Linked DNA regions of Homo sapiens: regions 2 and 3 are each linked to region 1. Evidence: read pairs that join two places in POLR2A ChIA-PET (ENCODE). Cell type or tissue: MCF 10A. All regions are shown on one strand. Region 1 overlaps LINC01754 (long intergenic non-protein coding RNA 1754). Region 2 has its middle 45 kb from the start of NCOA3. Region 3 has its middle 37 kb from the start of NCOA3.

Region 1 (5,000 bases):
GGGATTACAGGTGTGAGCCACTGCACCTGGACTGAACACTGGTAATTTTAAAATGAAATACATTTATTACTTTTTACAAATACTCAAGTAAAAGACCAAAAAAATTCAAATTTAATTTTAATTTAAATCATTGTAAGATGTATGGGATTAATATCCACACTCAGGATTTCTCAGTACTCACTTTTCATAAAAATCAGCTCAAAATAAAACATACCTAGAAAATTGCAGAATAGAGGGTCCTGTGGTGCCTATCTAGTCTCTATTCCTCTAGGGGGAATGTAGTGGGGTCTTAAGATACCCTCTTGGCTGGGTGCAGTGGTTCACGTCTGTAATCCCAGCACTTTGGGAGGCCGAGACAGCCAGGTTACTTGAAGTCAGGAGTTCAAGATCAGCCTGGCCAACACATTGAAACCTTGTCTCTACTAAAAACACAAAAATTAGCCAGGCGTGGTGGCGTGTGCCTGTAGTTCCAGCTACTCGAGAGGCTGAGGCAGGAGAATCACTTGAACCTGGCAGGTGGAAGTTGCAGTGAGCTGAAATCATGCCATTGCACTCCAGCCTGGGTGACAACAGCAAAACTCCACCTCAAAAAAAAAAGATACCCTTTTAGAGCCAGGCGTGGTGGCTCACACCTGTAATCCTAACACTTTAGGGAGGCCGAGGCAGGCAGATCACCTAAGGTCAGGAGTTCGAGACCAGCCTGGCCAACATGATGAAACCTTATCTCTACTAAAAATACAAGAATAAGCCAGGTGTGATGGCCGGCGCCTGTCGTGATCTGATTATCTGAAAGCAAAAGGAACAAAACTGGAGTGCAATGAGTGAATGAGCTCACATGTGTCTTGTTTAGCCTTAGAATTCATATTTAGCAAAATAAGTAAGCCTGTGCTCCTCACCTGAACTCCTGGATAACTCACTGTGGATATTTACACATCACTGGGTAGCTGTCTGTCATGTCTCATTTATTCCCACACATGGGCTCATTCATTCATTCAACAAACATTTGCAGACAGCCCCTTCTCTGCTGTGCTGCCCTTTGCTTTCATGCAGTGTATCTTCATACTTTCTCTAATAAGTCTGCCTTTCTTTACCAAAAAAAGAAAAAACAAACATTTGTCCTATGACCTACTGTATGCCTAGCACCAGGATGGGTGGGGTTAGTCTGACTTCTTTTGAGTGACCTAAGCCCAACTCAAATTGGCTTGTGTAAAAAAGAATTTGGCTGGGTATGGTGGCTCACGCCTGTGATCCAGCACTTTGGGAGGCCGAGGCAGGTGGATCACTTGAGGCCAGGAGTGTGAGACCAGCCTGGCCAACGTGGCGAAACCCCGTCTCTACTGAAAATAAAAAAATTATCTGGACATGGTGGTACACACCTGTAATCCCAGCTACTTGGGAGGCTGAGGTAGGAGAATCACTTGAACCTGGGAGGCAGAAGTTGCAGTGAGCTGAGATTGTACCACTGCACTCCAGTGTAAACGACAGAATGAGACTCTGTCTCAATAAATAAATAAGGAATTTATTGGCTTATGTAACTCTATGAAACTTATGTAACTTATAAAAGCTCTAGTGCAAGTCGCCTTCAGGCATGGTTGGTTCTCACAGTATGAGAATTACCCTCACTCTTCATCTCTCAGCTATACTTTCTTCTGTGGAGGCCTGCTTCACCCTCAGGTAGCTTCTACCCTGAGATCATAGCAGTCTTGGCCTCTACCCACTCTAGCTTAACCACCCACAGAGAAAGGGAAAGCCCTTTTCCCAACAGTTCCAGTGAGAGTCCTGACCTGGCTCTAATTTGATTCAGTTTGAGTCACATGCCTTCACTGGATTGATTGGGAGGTGCTAGATGGTTGTTGGCCAGTGTGTCATCACCTGGTCACACCAGTAAGTAAGAGATTCAGTCCCATCTGAATCACGTGGATTGAGAATGACGGAAAAGGTAGTTTCCCAAAAGAATGCTAGGGCACAGTGACCAAAAAAAGAAGAATGGATGCTGGCCATGCAAAAAACAACAGATGTCCAACTATAGACATGACAAAAATGAATAAAATACCTTTTATGGGACTATAGAACCCCCACATGCACCTGGCAGGAGTGTGGGCTGGCAGCTGCTATGTGGGAGAGCAACCTGGCAGTGTTTTGCACCCACATAGCCTATGCCCCGGCATCTCCTTCCTGGGGAGAAGAGGCAGTGATGTGTGTGGAGGCGGCCATATGGGGGCCATTGCTAGGAGAGTACTTTGGTAAAATGTGGTGAATGCACAGAAGATGGGGAAGCCGAAGAAATGGACTAGATATTTACAGAGACCCGTGTTGAGATCTTCAAAACAGAGTGAAAACAAAAACCAAAGAACTCTGTAACAGGAGGCTATTTGTGTAAATGTAAAACGCATGTCATGGTGAGTAATCAAGATAGCGTTGCCCTTGGGGGATGTGACTAAAAGGAAGCACAGAGCTGCCCAATTAAATAATACATTTCCCAGCTTTCTTTGCAACTAGGCGTGGCCACATGACAAGGTTCTGGCCAATGGGATGGGAACAGAAGTAATGCAGGCAACTTCCTGGACCAAGACCATAAATGGAAAAGAGAGTGCCCTCCCTCTCTCTTCCTTTCTTTCCTGCAGGAGCTGGAGTGACTCTCTTGGTCCCTAAGGTGGAAGCCATGTGTTGAGGACACTGAGCAACAAGATAGGAGGAGCCTGGGGCCCAGCCAGAGAACAGGAAGCCACCCAAATAGCTCTCAACCCCTTATAGATGGACTACTAAATGGGAAATAAAGTAGACTGTTCTCTCTTGATCTTTGTACAGAATCTATGTGCTAACTAATATAGTGCTCACTGGGAGGCTGAGACAGGAGGATAGCTTGAGCCCAGCTTGAGCCCAGGAGTTCGACACCAGCCTGGGCAACATAGCAAGACCTCGTCTCTACTTAAAAAAAAAAAAAAATTAGCGGGGCATGGTGGCACGTGCCTATAGTCCCAGCTACTCGGGAGGCTGAGGCAGGAGGATGGCTTGAGCTCAAGAGCCAGAGGTTGTAGTGAGCTAATATCACACCACTGTATTCCAATCTAGGTGACAGAGACCCTGTCTCAACAAAATAAAACAAAAAAACCATAGTGCTCAATAGGTTGATATTATCATGACTTTCTCCTCAGTTGTCATTATGATGATGATTATTTTATTGACCTAAAGCATTATGTACAGTTCAGCAAAGTCTTGTGGTGCCTTAACAAACAATGGAGGCAGTAACCCTTAGAGTTCTTGAGTTGCAGGTGTAGGAAACCACTGCTGACTCAAGTAAAAATATTGGTAGAATATGGTGTAGCTTATTGACTCAAAAGAAAGGCTGGAGGCCTTGTGTGGTGGCTCATCCCTGTAATCCCAGCACTTTGGGAAGCCAAGATGGGCGGATCACCTGAGGTCAGGAGTTTGAGACCAGCCTGGCCAATATGGCGAAACGCTGTCTCTACTAAAAATACAAAAATTAGCTGGGCGTGGTGGTGCACGCCTGTAATCCCAGCTACTAGGGAGGCTGAGGCAGGAGGATTGCTTAAACCTGGGAGGCAGAGGTTGCAATGAGCCGAGATCACACCATTGCATTCCAGCCTGGGCGACAGAGTGAGACTCCGTCTCAAAAAAAAAAAAGGCTGAAACTAGGCTTCTGGAAGGCTAGGATCTGAGGCAAGTCCTGGAATCCAGGTGACAGGAACTCATCAGCATTGGAGTAAAAGAGATATTCAAAACAGAGTGAAGAGTAAGTATAAATAACAGGAGGCTGGCTGGGCGTGGTGGCTCACGCCTGTAATCCCAGCACTTTGGGAGGCCGAGGCGGGTGGATCATGAGGTCTGGAGATCGAGACCATCCTGGCTAACATGGAGAAACCCCATCTCTACTAAAAATGAAAAAAAGAAATTAGCCGGGCGTGGTGGTGGGCGCCTGTAGTCCCATCTACTCGGGAGGCTGAGGCAGGAGAATGGCTTGAACCTGAGAGGCGGAGCTTGCAGTGAGCCAAGATCGCGCCACTGCACTCCAGCCTGGGCAACAGAGCGAGACTCGTCTCAAAAAAAAAACAGGAGGCGGCCGGGCGCGGTGGCTCACGCCTGTAATCCCAGCACTTTGGGAGGCCGAGGCGGGTGGATCATGAGGTCAGGAGATCGAGACCATCCTGGCTAACAAGGTGAAACCCCGTCTCTACTAAAAATACAAAAAATTAGCCGGGCGCGGTGGCGGGTGCCTGTAGTCCCAGCTACTCGGGAGGCTGAGGCAGGAGAATGGCGTGAACCCGGGAAGCGGAGCTTGCAGTGAGCCGAGATTGCGCCACTGCAGTCCGCAGTCCGGCCTGGGCGACAGAGCGAGACTCCGTCTCAAAAAAAAAAAAAAAAAAAAAAAAAAAAACCGGAGGCTATTTGTGTAAATGTAAATCGCATGTCACGGTGAGTAATCAAGATAGTGCTGCCCTTGGGGGATGTGACTAAAAGGAAGCACAGAGCTGCCCAATTAAGTATTACATTTCCCAGCTTTCTTTGCAGCTAGGCGTGGCCACATGACAAGGCCACATGTGGATGTGGGGCAGAGTGGACAGGGAGGTTGTGTTTGCACAAAAGCATCTACCTGTGATGTTTAAGTTGAGATGGATGAAAAGAAACTGGCCATGTGCAGATACTGGAAGAGAGAATCCCACGCAATATGCCATTGGAAAGGAATCTTAGTTTGAGAAATTCAAGAGGTGCCAGTGGTGGGGGTGGTGTGGGCGTGGCAGGGGATAGACTCTTGGAGAACAAAATGATGAAGAAGGCAGAGAATGTATGAGATGAAATCAGAGGCCAGGAAAAGATCATGGAGGAACTTGGAGGCCACTGAAGAGAGTCTGGGGCCAGGCACAGTGACTCATACCTGTAATCCCAACTCTTTGGGAGGCTGAGGCCAGAGGATTGCTTGAGCTCAGGAGTTCAGGACCAGCCTGGGCAACACAGGGAGACCCCCATCTCTACAAACAAAT
Region 2 (5,000 bases), 65 kb before region 1:
TCTGTCCTGGTCCAAGTCAGAAGGCCCGAGATGTCCAATGGCAGGAGAAGGTGGATGTCTCAGCTGAAACAGAGAGAGAATTCATCCTCCCTCTGCCTTTTTCTTCAATTCAGACCCTCAAGGATTGGGTGATGTCCATGCATGCTGGCGAGCAAGGTTCTTCTTTACTCAGTCTATTGTTTCAAATGCTAATCCCTTCTGGAAACACCCTCCTGGAAATGTTTTACCAGCTACCTGGGCATCCCTTAGCCAGTAGATTAACTATAACACTGTCTATGTGCCGCATAATTTTCTGGCAACTGTTCTCATAAATTGTTGAAAAATTGCATTGATAAATAAAGGTAAACACAGGCTCTACTGTTCCTTGTGTTCTCTGACACAGCATCCAATCGCTGGACGTCAGGGAGTGAGTCCCAATGTTACAGGGTACAAAGAGTTCAGCAAAGAAATGCTCTCAGCTGGGAAATTTGAATATATCAAGTACCTGCATATTTGATGACATTAGGAATTATTGTTAATTTTTTTTTTTTTTTTTTGAGACAGAGTCTTGCTCTGTAGCCCAGGCTGGAGTGCAGTGGCACAATCTCAGCTCACTGCAACCTCTGCCTCCCGGGTCAAGCAATTCTCCTGCCTCCGCCTCCTGAGTAGCTGGGATTACAGGCACACACCACCACATCCAGCTCCTGACGCCGACCTTGGGCTCCCAAAGCACTGGGATTACAGGCTTGAGCCACCGCGCCCGGCCATTGTTAACTTTTAAAATGTATGATATTAGAATTGTGATTATGACCAAAGTCGAGTCTTTATTTTTTAGAGATACACACGGAAGTATCCACAGAGTGGTGTGATAGCTGAGATTTGCATCAAAGTAATCCAAGCAGCAGGAACAAGAGTGGAGGGAAAGATGAAGCAGGATTGCCCCTAAATTGCTAATTGTCAATATCTTTTTTATGTTTTTATTTTTCTTTTAGAGACGGGATCTTGCTTTGTTGCCCAGGCTGGAATGCAGTGGTGGGATCATAGCTCATTGCAGCTTCCAACTTCTGGGCTCAAGTGATCCCCATCCTGCTTCAGCCTCCTGAGTAGCTGAGACTACAGGTGTGTGCCACCATGCCCAGCTGATTTTTTTTTTTTTTTGGATGGTGTGCACCCAGGTTGGAGTGCAGTGGCGCAATCTTGGCTCACTGCAACCTCTGCCTCCCAGGCTCAAGTGATCCTCCTGCCTCAGCCTCCCAAGTAGCTAGGACCACAGACGTGTGCGACCACACCTGGCTAATTTTTGTATCTTTGGTAGAGATGGGGTTTTACTATGTTGCCCAGGCTGGTCTCAAACTCCTGAGCTCAAGTAATCCAGCTGTCTCGACCTCCTAAAGTGCTGTGATTACAGGCGTGAGCCACCGTGCCTGGCCCACCCAGATAATTTTTAAATTTTTTGTAGAGACAGGGTCTTGCCATGTTGCCCAGGCTGGTCTTTAACCCCTGGGCTCAAATTATCCTCCTGCCTCAACCTACCAAAGCAGTGGGATTGCAGATATGAGCCACTGTGCCCACTTGAGCTGATAATTGTAGAAACCAGATAATGGACAAGGGAGATGATGATACTATTTTCTCTCCTTTTGTATGTTAGATTTTTTCATAATGAAATAATAATAATCAATAAAGGAAAGCTCCTGCTATAATTTTTCCTTTTTCTTTCTTTCTTTCTTTTTTTTTTTTTTTTTTTTTTTTTGAGACAGAGTCTTGCTCTGTCACCCAGGCTGGAGTGCAGTGGCATGATCTTGGCTCACTGCCACCTCTGTCTCCCAGGTTCAAACAATTCTCCTGCCTCAGCCTCCCAAGTAGCTGGGATTACAGGCACGTGCCACCACACCTGGCTAATTTTTGTGTTTTTAGTAGAGATGTGTTTCACTATGTTGGTCAGACTGGTCTGGAACTCCTGACCTCAAATGATCCACCCACCTCGGCCTCCCAAAATGCTGGGATTACAGGCCTGAGCCGCCACATCCAGCCTTATTTTTCTATTTAAGTCTGTAAAGCTGACTTCTCCATAAAAGGCATTCTAATTCATATCTATTGATAGAAAACCACAGTTAACAATCTATACACCATGGATGAAATTAGAAGCAGGTGAATTAAAGCTATCCAGTCATGAACTGCTTTCACTCTTGCTCAGAGTTCATCTTGATGGCTTCCTAATTCCCAGAAGACTGTCAGATGAGGCAGAGAACAATATCTCCCAAAAGTTTTTGTGGTATCTGAAGAAAGTGACTCATTGGAAACTCAAAGTCAGGGCCTGTGCGTTACTTATAATGATAGTTAACTCTTACATAACAGTGACTGCATGCCAACCTCTCTTGTTAGCACTTGACAAATATTAACCCATTTAATTTTTATCAATCTCAGGAAATACGTACAATTATTAAGCCTATTTTACAGATGAGGAAACAAAAGCATAGAGCGTTTAAATGACTCATCCAAGGTCTCACAGCGAGTAAGAGGTGGGGCCGGGATTTGAACGCAGGCAAACAGATTCCATGTCTACATTCTTCATGATGATTTTGACCACCTCCATATTATTTTGGTAATGCATCTCTGGCAGTTTACTGAGTATCAGATAACAGCGAATTGGGGGAAGGTTGGGGAAAGCAGTTAAGATCAGTGTTCATTCTGTGCCAACCTAAAGTATTCCTAGAAATAGCAGATAACTGAGGCCGGGCGCAGTGGCTCACACCTGTAACCCCAGCATTTTCGGAGGCTGAGGCGGGTGGATTACTTGAGGTCAGGAGTTGGAGACCAGCCTGGTCAACATAGTGAAACCCTCATCTTTACTAAAAATACAAAAATTAGCTGGGTGTGGTGGCCGGTGCCTGCAGTCCCAGCTACTCGGGAGGCTGAGGCAGGAGAATCACTGGAACCTGGGAGGCGGAGGTTGCAGTGAGCTGAGATCGCACCACTGCACTCCAGCCTGGGGGACTAAGCGAGACTCTGTCTCAAAAAAAAAAAAAAGAAAAGAAATAACAGAAAATTTACATTATGTGTCTCCCCTAGGAAAGCTATAATAAAATAGCCACCATTTAGGAAACTGCTGCTGTGAATAAGCTGCTGTGCTCACAGAAAAATACACTATGATAATCTCAGTTGCATCAATAAATATTCTATGTACCAGGCTCTATTCTAGATACTGAGGATACAGCCCTGAAAAGACCAACATGATTTAAACCCACGTGGAGCTTCTTGGGACCTACATTAACCACATAGTGGGGCAGAAGAGACGCTGCACACGTCTAGAGCTTATACCTTGAAAAACTTTGCAGCTTCCATTTTCACTCTTTTGGAACTCTGCCCCAAGACCACCACACCAGAAGAAACTCTGAAAGAAAACCCACAGAATGAGAGAGACTTAGCCACCTGGCTGTCCCGGCTGAGCCTTCAGCCACGTGCAGCTTCATGAGCAAACCCAGGTGAGACCAACAGAAGGGCCATGCAACCACCCAAAGACTCATAAGAAATAATAGGCCAGGCCCAGCGGCTGACGCCAGGAATCCCAGCACTTTTGGAGGCTGAGATGGGCAGATCCCTTGAGTCCAGGCCTGTAATCCCAGCACTTTGGCAGGTCGAGGCAGGCAGATCACTTGAGGTCAGGAGTTTAAGACCAGCCTGGCTAACAAGGTGAAAGCTCGTCTCTAATAAAAATACAAAAATTAGCCAGGCATGATGCTGCATGCCTGTTATCTCGGCTCCTTGGGAGGCTGAGGCAGGAAAGTCACTTGAACCTGGGAGGCGGAGGTTGCAGGGAGCTGAGATGGTGCCACTGCACTCCAGCCTGGGTGACAGAACAAGATGCCATCTCAGGGGTTGGGGGGAGATCCCTTGAATCCAGGAGTTGAAGACAGCCTGAGCAACATGGTGAAACCCCGCCTCTACAAAAAATTAGTCAGGCATGGTGGTACAGGCCTGTAGCCCCAGCTACTCGGGAGGCTAAGGTGGGAGGATCACTTGAGACTGGGAAGTGGAGGTTGCAGTGAGTTGAGATCACACCACTGCCCTCCAGCCTGGGTGACAGACACCCCATCTCAAAAAATAAATAAATAAATAGTGGACATTTATTGTATCAAACAAATTCCCAATACATCATTCAGTGTCCAACTTGGGGTGGGGGTGTGTTTTTTTGGGGGGAACCTAATTTATCTCAGATCATAGAGATTCAAACCAAGATCAGAAGAGCTGGTGGTTGGTTGTTGTTTCTGAAAACTCATAGCTAGACCCTCAAAAGTTAATAAATGCAACAGGATTTAAAACTCAGCTTTGTTTGTCTTGGTGTGTTACGAAAGAACACAAGAAAAAAATTGCATTTCACCACTCCTGTGGCTTAAGAAGAAAGCGACCAAACAAGTCAATTAACCTGTAAGTGAGGGCCCAGTCATGTGGTGGAGAGACTCTCCTGCCGCACACAATCACTTACAGAGGAGCGGAGTCAATAACAGCCAAAGATTTCACCTGATAATTGTCAAAATGTTTAAATACACCATTACAGTGTGCAAACAGGACTTTATCTTCAGCTCCAAGCACATCAAAACCACTGGTTTAATTCCAGCAGCTTATGCTTTCAAAGGAGTATTGAGTGAAGGCATACAGGGATGGGCTGAAATCCACACCTTCCCCCAGGCAGATCAACAAACCTTTTCGCTGGGCTGAGTCCAGCTTCTGAACTTTTGTACAAAATCTCTAACACCCACTGTCACAAAAAACTGAAGACCTGTCTTAGGACCAGGGATGGATCCAGGTTTTGTGGTACCTGAAGCTTAGACAATTTGGGGGAGCCTTCTTTAAAACAAATACAAAATTTAAGTACAAAATTAGGTATAAAAGTGAATGTTTAGGCCAGGTGTAGTGGCTCATGCCTATAATCCCAGAACTTTGGGAGGCCGAGGTGGAAAGACTGCTTGAGGCCAGGGGTTCGAGATTAGCCTGGGCAACATGTGAGACCCTGTCTCTACAAA
Region 3 (5,000 bases), 73 kb before region 1:
AGGAGGATCACCTGAGGCCGGGAAGTTGAGGCTGCAGTGAGCCGTGATTCCATCACTCAATGCCAGCCTGGGTGACAGTGAGACCCTGCCTCAATCAATCAATCAAAGAAAATATTCCTCCAGCACCAGTTTTCATGCAAGGGAATTTTTGTTCAGTTTGGTTCAGCCAAATAAAGTCCAGGATAGAACCTGGGTCTATCAGAGTTCCCCAAATTTCAGTGACTCATGTAACGCCTTTGAGATTTTTGCCATCGCCACAAATCACCTTTTTTTTTTTTTGAGACAGCGTCTCGCTCTGTCACCCAGGCTGGAATGCAGTGGTGCAGCTGTTACAGTAGGTAGCTAGTCAGACATGAACAGAGCAAGAGAGAGTTCCCCCACAACACACACACACCAGGAATGTCAGGTGACCAGAGGTGACCATCAGGTGATGCTCAGGCGGTTGTTAACTATCTCTCTAAAATAATGATTGGTCTCAGCCGACTCCAGGGAAAGGCAGTCTCCCAATAAGCAGAAAAAAAACAACAACCTGAAACTGGTGATCAGCAGCTTCCCAGTAAGATCTCAGGACTGGGTAAATGGGCTCAAGCATGGGAATTAAGAGGCAAAATGGCAAAGTTTAACTGATGACCGTCTAGGGACATTCAACTGGTAAGGGAAGAATGCCTCAAGTGAGCACGTACACAACTCCAATAAACACATTGCACGTGCAGACAGCCCATCCCCAGTGAAAAATCACGGGAGAAGGAACTCAAGACCCCGGAAGTATGTCAGCATATGAAACACAAATCACAGGTAAAACAGAGCGCTTGATTTCTCAAGTCGCCCGCCTGACCCTCTTCCAACATAGAAAGGCCCTGTTTCTACAAAAAATTTAAAAAATTAGTTAGACGTGGTGGTGCACACCACTAATCTCAGCTACTTGGGAAGCTGAGGTGGGAGGATCACTTGAACCCAGAGTTTGAGGCCACAGTGAGCTATGTATTCCAGCCTGGGCAACAGAGCAAAAGACCTATCTCAAAAAAAAAAAAAAAAAAAAAAAAAAGAAATGGTTTGACCAGTTAGAATTTTTCATTCCTTCTGGGTACAGTGATTGGTTCAAGAATGGGGTTGTGATCCAAGCCAAGTCTTTGAGGCTCAGTTCTTAAACTTTTGTTGCAACAGTTGCCTAAAAGATTCCTCTGGAATTGCTAACTTGGTAGGAAGTAAGTCTGTAGTTGCTGGAGCCACCACTCGGTAAGATTCTGCCTGAGAATAAAGCGGAGATGAGCAATAAAAACAGAGACCAAATAATTATGACCTTGTTGCTCAGATCCAGCCATGCCTGAAGCTGGGAAACTCTGAACTTTTGAGTTGTGCCAGCCAATACATTTCTCCCTAACATCTTTTTTCTTTTTGGTTTTTTGTTACTTGCAATTGACTGATAAATATACCACCACAAATGGCAGGATACATAGCAGACATTATTGTTGGCCTACTCAAAAACTTTTCTTCCTTTTTAAATGAGAATTCTGGTTGGGACCAGATGTCCACCCCTCTCCTGCTGGCCATGTGCTTCCAGGGAGATGGATCCCAGTCCCAACCCCAGCCTGAGGAATACATATGAACCAATCACGGTGATCCAGACCACTTGTCAGTGGTTGGTTTAGGCTTATCACGTGATGCCCTCTAGCCAATAAGACAAGAAAAAAACTCCGCTGCACGCTGGGAAAGGTTTTTCTCATTAACAGAAACGTGTTGTTATGACTTGAATGTCTGAAATTGTGGGCATTATCGTGGCATCACGAGTGAGAATATCTAACACACTAAGAGAGGCAGAGAAAGAATTTAGGTTCTGACAATATTTGAGCCCCTGAGAACTATCTATACCTATGGATCCTTGACAACTTGAAAGAGTTGCTCTCTTGGTGGCAAAGTTACTGTAGTAACTGAAGCCTCCCAAACCGACACCACCACACAGGAGAAAAGCATATGCTCAGGGCTTTCTCTTGAAAGGGAAGAAACTGCTTCCCTTCCGGAGTCCCAGATAAAACCTTGGATCTCATTGCCTCTCACTCAGTGATGTGTTCATCTGCGAACCCTAACAAGAAGACCAGGGAGGCCGGGCGTGGTGGCTCACGCCTATAGTCCCAGCACTTTGGGAGGCCAAGGCGGGCGGATCAACTGAGGTCAGGAGTTTGAGACCAGCCTGACCAACATGGTGAAAGCCTGTCTCTACTAAAAAAATACAAAAAATTAGCCTGGCGTGGTGGCATGTGCCTGTAATCCCAGCTACTCAGGAGGCTGAAGCAGGAGAATCACTTGAACCTAGGAGGCAGAGGTTGCAGTGAGCCGAGATTGTGCCACTCCAACCTGGGTGACAGAGTGGGAAGGCCAGGGTAAAGAAAAGACTTTGATTGATGTAAGCCAATCAGGACCCAACTCTGGAGCATGGGGCAAAGTAAATCTTATTCCAAAACACATGGAATTAGAGTGTGAAAGTTGGTGTTCTGTGGTTCCATTAATGGTGTCCTGGAAAGATTACAAAAGAACACTTACATTCTCTTCCAACCCAGGAAGTCATAGGACTTTGGGGGCGGGGGTGGAAGGAGAGAGAAAGAAACATGTCATTTGCTCAACATGGTACTTAGCATTATCGAAGATTAAGAAAATGTGTAGCACATGATCCCTGCTCTCAGAGAATTTACAAGTGAGATTAACTGCCCCTTAATATATCAGTTTGGGAGACCTGCCCTTCAAAGACTATATTTTTTTTGTTGAATACTCTATTAGAGTAACGCTAGCCACTGTAACAAATAACGCTCACATTTCAGAGGCTTGCATAATAGAAGTTTATCTCCTCTAGCGCTGCATTGCCAGTTGACTGACAGCTTTCCTCCATCCCTGGGGCCTCATCGTTGATGTCTGCATCCAGTGGTGGCAGGGGAAGGAGAATGGAAAAGGCGCACATGTTTCTCAACTGCTTTGTGCAGAGCTAATACACATTGCTTTTGCTCACATTCTATTTGCAGAATGAATCACAGGCTGTACCCAGATGCAAAGGGGATTGGGAAATATTGTCCCTGGCTGCTTTCCAATGACAACTCTATATCCTAAGGATAACTAGCCGTCTCCGTCACTCAAATATTGCCTGTAGTAATGGCAAATGCCCACAAGGATGCAGAAATGCCTTGATCGTGTTTAAGCAATTTAAATCATATACCAAAATTTCTCACTCTCAGCCCGATTGACATTTCCGGCCAGATAATTGTTTTGGGGTAATCCTGTGCATTGTAAGATTCAGTTTAGCAGCATCTCTGGCCTCTACCCACTAAATGCCAGTAGCACCCCCACCACCAGTTGTGACAATCAAAAACCTCTCCAGACAGTGCCAAACATCCCCTAGGACACAGAACATTTCCATCCCCCAGAAAGTTCCCTCTTGCCCCTTCCCAAAACAAGATAACCACTATCCTGACCTTTATCACCCTTAGTTTTCTCTATTCTTAGACTCCACATAAATGGAATCATACAGAATGAACTCTTTTTTTTCTTTTTTGAAACAGAGTCTCGCTCTGTCACCCAGGCTGGAGTGCAGAGGCATGATCTTGGCTCACTGCAACCTCCGCCTCCCTTGTTCAAGGGATTCTCCTGCCTCAGCCTCCCAAGTAGCTGGGATTACAGGTGTCCGCCACCACGCCTGGCTAATTTTTTTATTTTTTGTAGGAACATGGTCTCACCATGTTGGCCAGGCTGGTCTCAAACCCCTGACCTCAAATGATCCACCTGCCTCAGCTTCCCAAAGTGCTGGGATGACAGGCGTGAGCCACTGCATCCGGCATGAACTCATGTATCTGGCTTCTTTCACTCAAATAATGCTTTTCAGATTGAGTCACGCTGGATGCCCCAGTAATTCTTTCCTGGCTGTTGTTGAGTAGAATTCCATTTTGGGACCATACCATCATTTGTTTACCCTCTTGTTGTCGGGCACTTGGTTGTTTCCAGTTTGGACTATTATGAAACAAGCTTCTATGAACATTCTGGAACAAATTTTTTTTTCTTTTTTTTTGAGATGGAATCTTGCCCTGTTGCCCAGGCTGGAGTGCAATGGCAAGATCTCAGCTCACTGCAACCTCCACCTCCTGGGTTCAAGCGATTCTCTTACCTCAGCCTCCTGAGTAGCTGGGACTACAGGCGCGCACCACCACGCCCAGCTAATTTTTTTCCTCAGGTGATCCGCCCTCCTCAGCCTCCCAAAGTGCTAGGATTACAGGCATGAGCCACCACACCTGGCCTGGAACAAGTATTTTTATGGACATGGGCACACATTTCTCTTAATCCAAGAGTGGAATTACTGGGTCAGCAGTAGGTAAATGTCAAACTTTATTAGGTATTATAGTTAACCTATATTATTTTTAAGTTGTATTTATTTATTTATTTATTTTTATTTTTTATTTTTTGAGACGGAGTTTCGCTCTTGTTGCCTAGGCGGGAGTGCAATGGTGCAATCTCGGCTCACTGCAACCTCCGCCTCCTGGGTTCAAGCAATTCTCCTGACTCAGCCTCCTGAGTAGCTGGGATTACAGGCATGCGCCACCACGCCTGGCTAGCATTTATTTATTTTTTAGAGAGTCTTGCTGTGTTGCCCAGGATGGTCTCAAACTCCTGGCCTCAAGCGATCTGCCTGCCTCAGCCTCCCAAGGTGCTAGGATTATGAGCATGATCCACCACACCCAGCCTTCTCCTTGTACCCTTTCCTTCACCCTTCTTCAGAGGTAACCACTCTGAGCCTTTCTGCTCTGTCCTTCTAGAACATTCTTTCTATTTAGGCAGCTAGTTTATAGCAGTTAGGAGCTTAATGTGGCCTTGGGCACATGTATGAACTCTCTGTGTCTTCCTCATTCCTAAAAAAGGCATTTGTTTGTTTGTTTCTTTGTTTTTTGTGACAGTCTCGCTGTGTCGCCCAGGCAGTGGCATGATTTCAGCTAACTGCAAACTCCGCCTCCTGGTTCAAGTGATTC

Evidence for each region. Peaks named below come from ENCODE experiments on the same cell type or tissue, not always from the same donor. Only the 100,000 strongest peaks of a DNase experiment are listed, where the experiment ranks them.
Region 2: POLR2A ChIA-PET joins it to region 1 with 78 read pairs; 11 of 35 experiments call an interaction of 5 or more read pairs at or near these places.
Region 3: POLR2A ChIA-PET joins it to region 1 with 20 read pairs; 11 of 35 experiments call an interaction of 5 or more read pairs at or near these places.

The regions. Positions count from the first base shown.
Region 1 is chr20:47,389,722-47,394,721 of GRCh38, reverse strand. The region is part of intron 2 of LINC01754 (long intergenic non-protein coding RNA 1754); the gene reads left to right. Among named protein-coding and RNA genes, the nearest start is that of LINC01754, 20 kb to the left of the region's middle. RefSeq lists enhancers at 1,905-1,954, 2,215-2,404, 2,575-2,704. In MCF 10A, no CTCF peak of the experiment used is centred here; DNase peaks (open chromatin) are centred at 1,851, 2,491 and 4,491.
Region 2 is chr20:47,454,870-47,459,869 of GRCh38, reverse strand. No RefSeq gene overlaps it. Among named protein-coding and RNA genes, the nearest start is that of NCOA3, 45 kb to the left of the region's middle. In MCF 10A, no CTCF peak of the experiment used is centred here; DNase peaks (open chromatin) are centred at 2,259 and 4,409.
Region 3 is chr20:47,462,610-47,467,609 of GRCh38, reverse strand. No RefSeq gene overlaps it. Among named protein-coding and RNA genes, the nearest start is that of NCOA3, 37 kb to the left of the region's middle. RefSeq lists a silencer at 2,851-3,145. In MCF 10A, no CTCF peak of the experiment used is centred here; DNase peaks (open chromatin) are centred at 2,579, 3,019 and 3,929.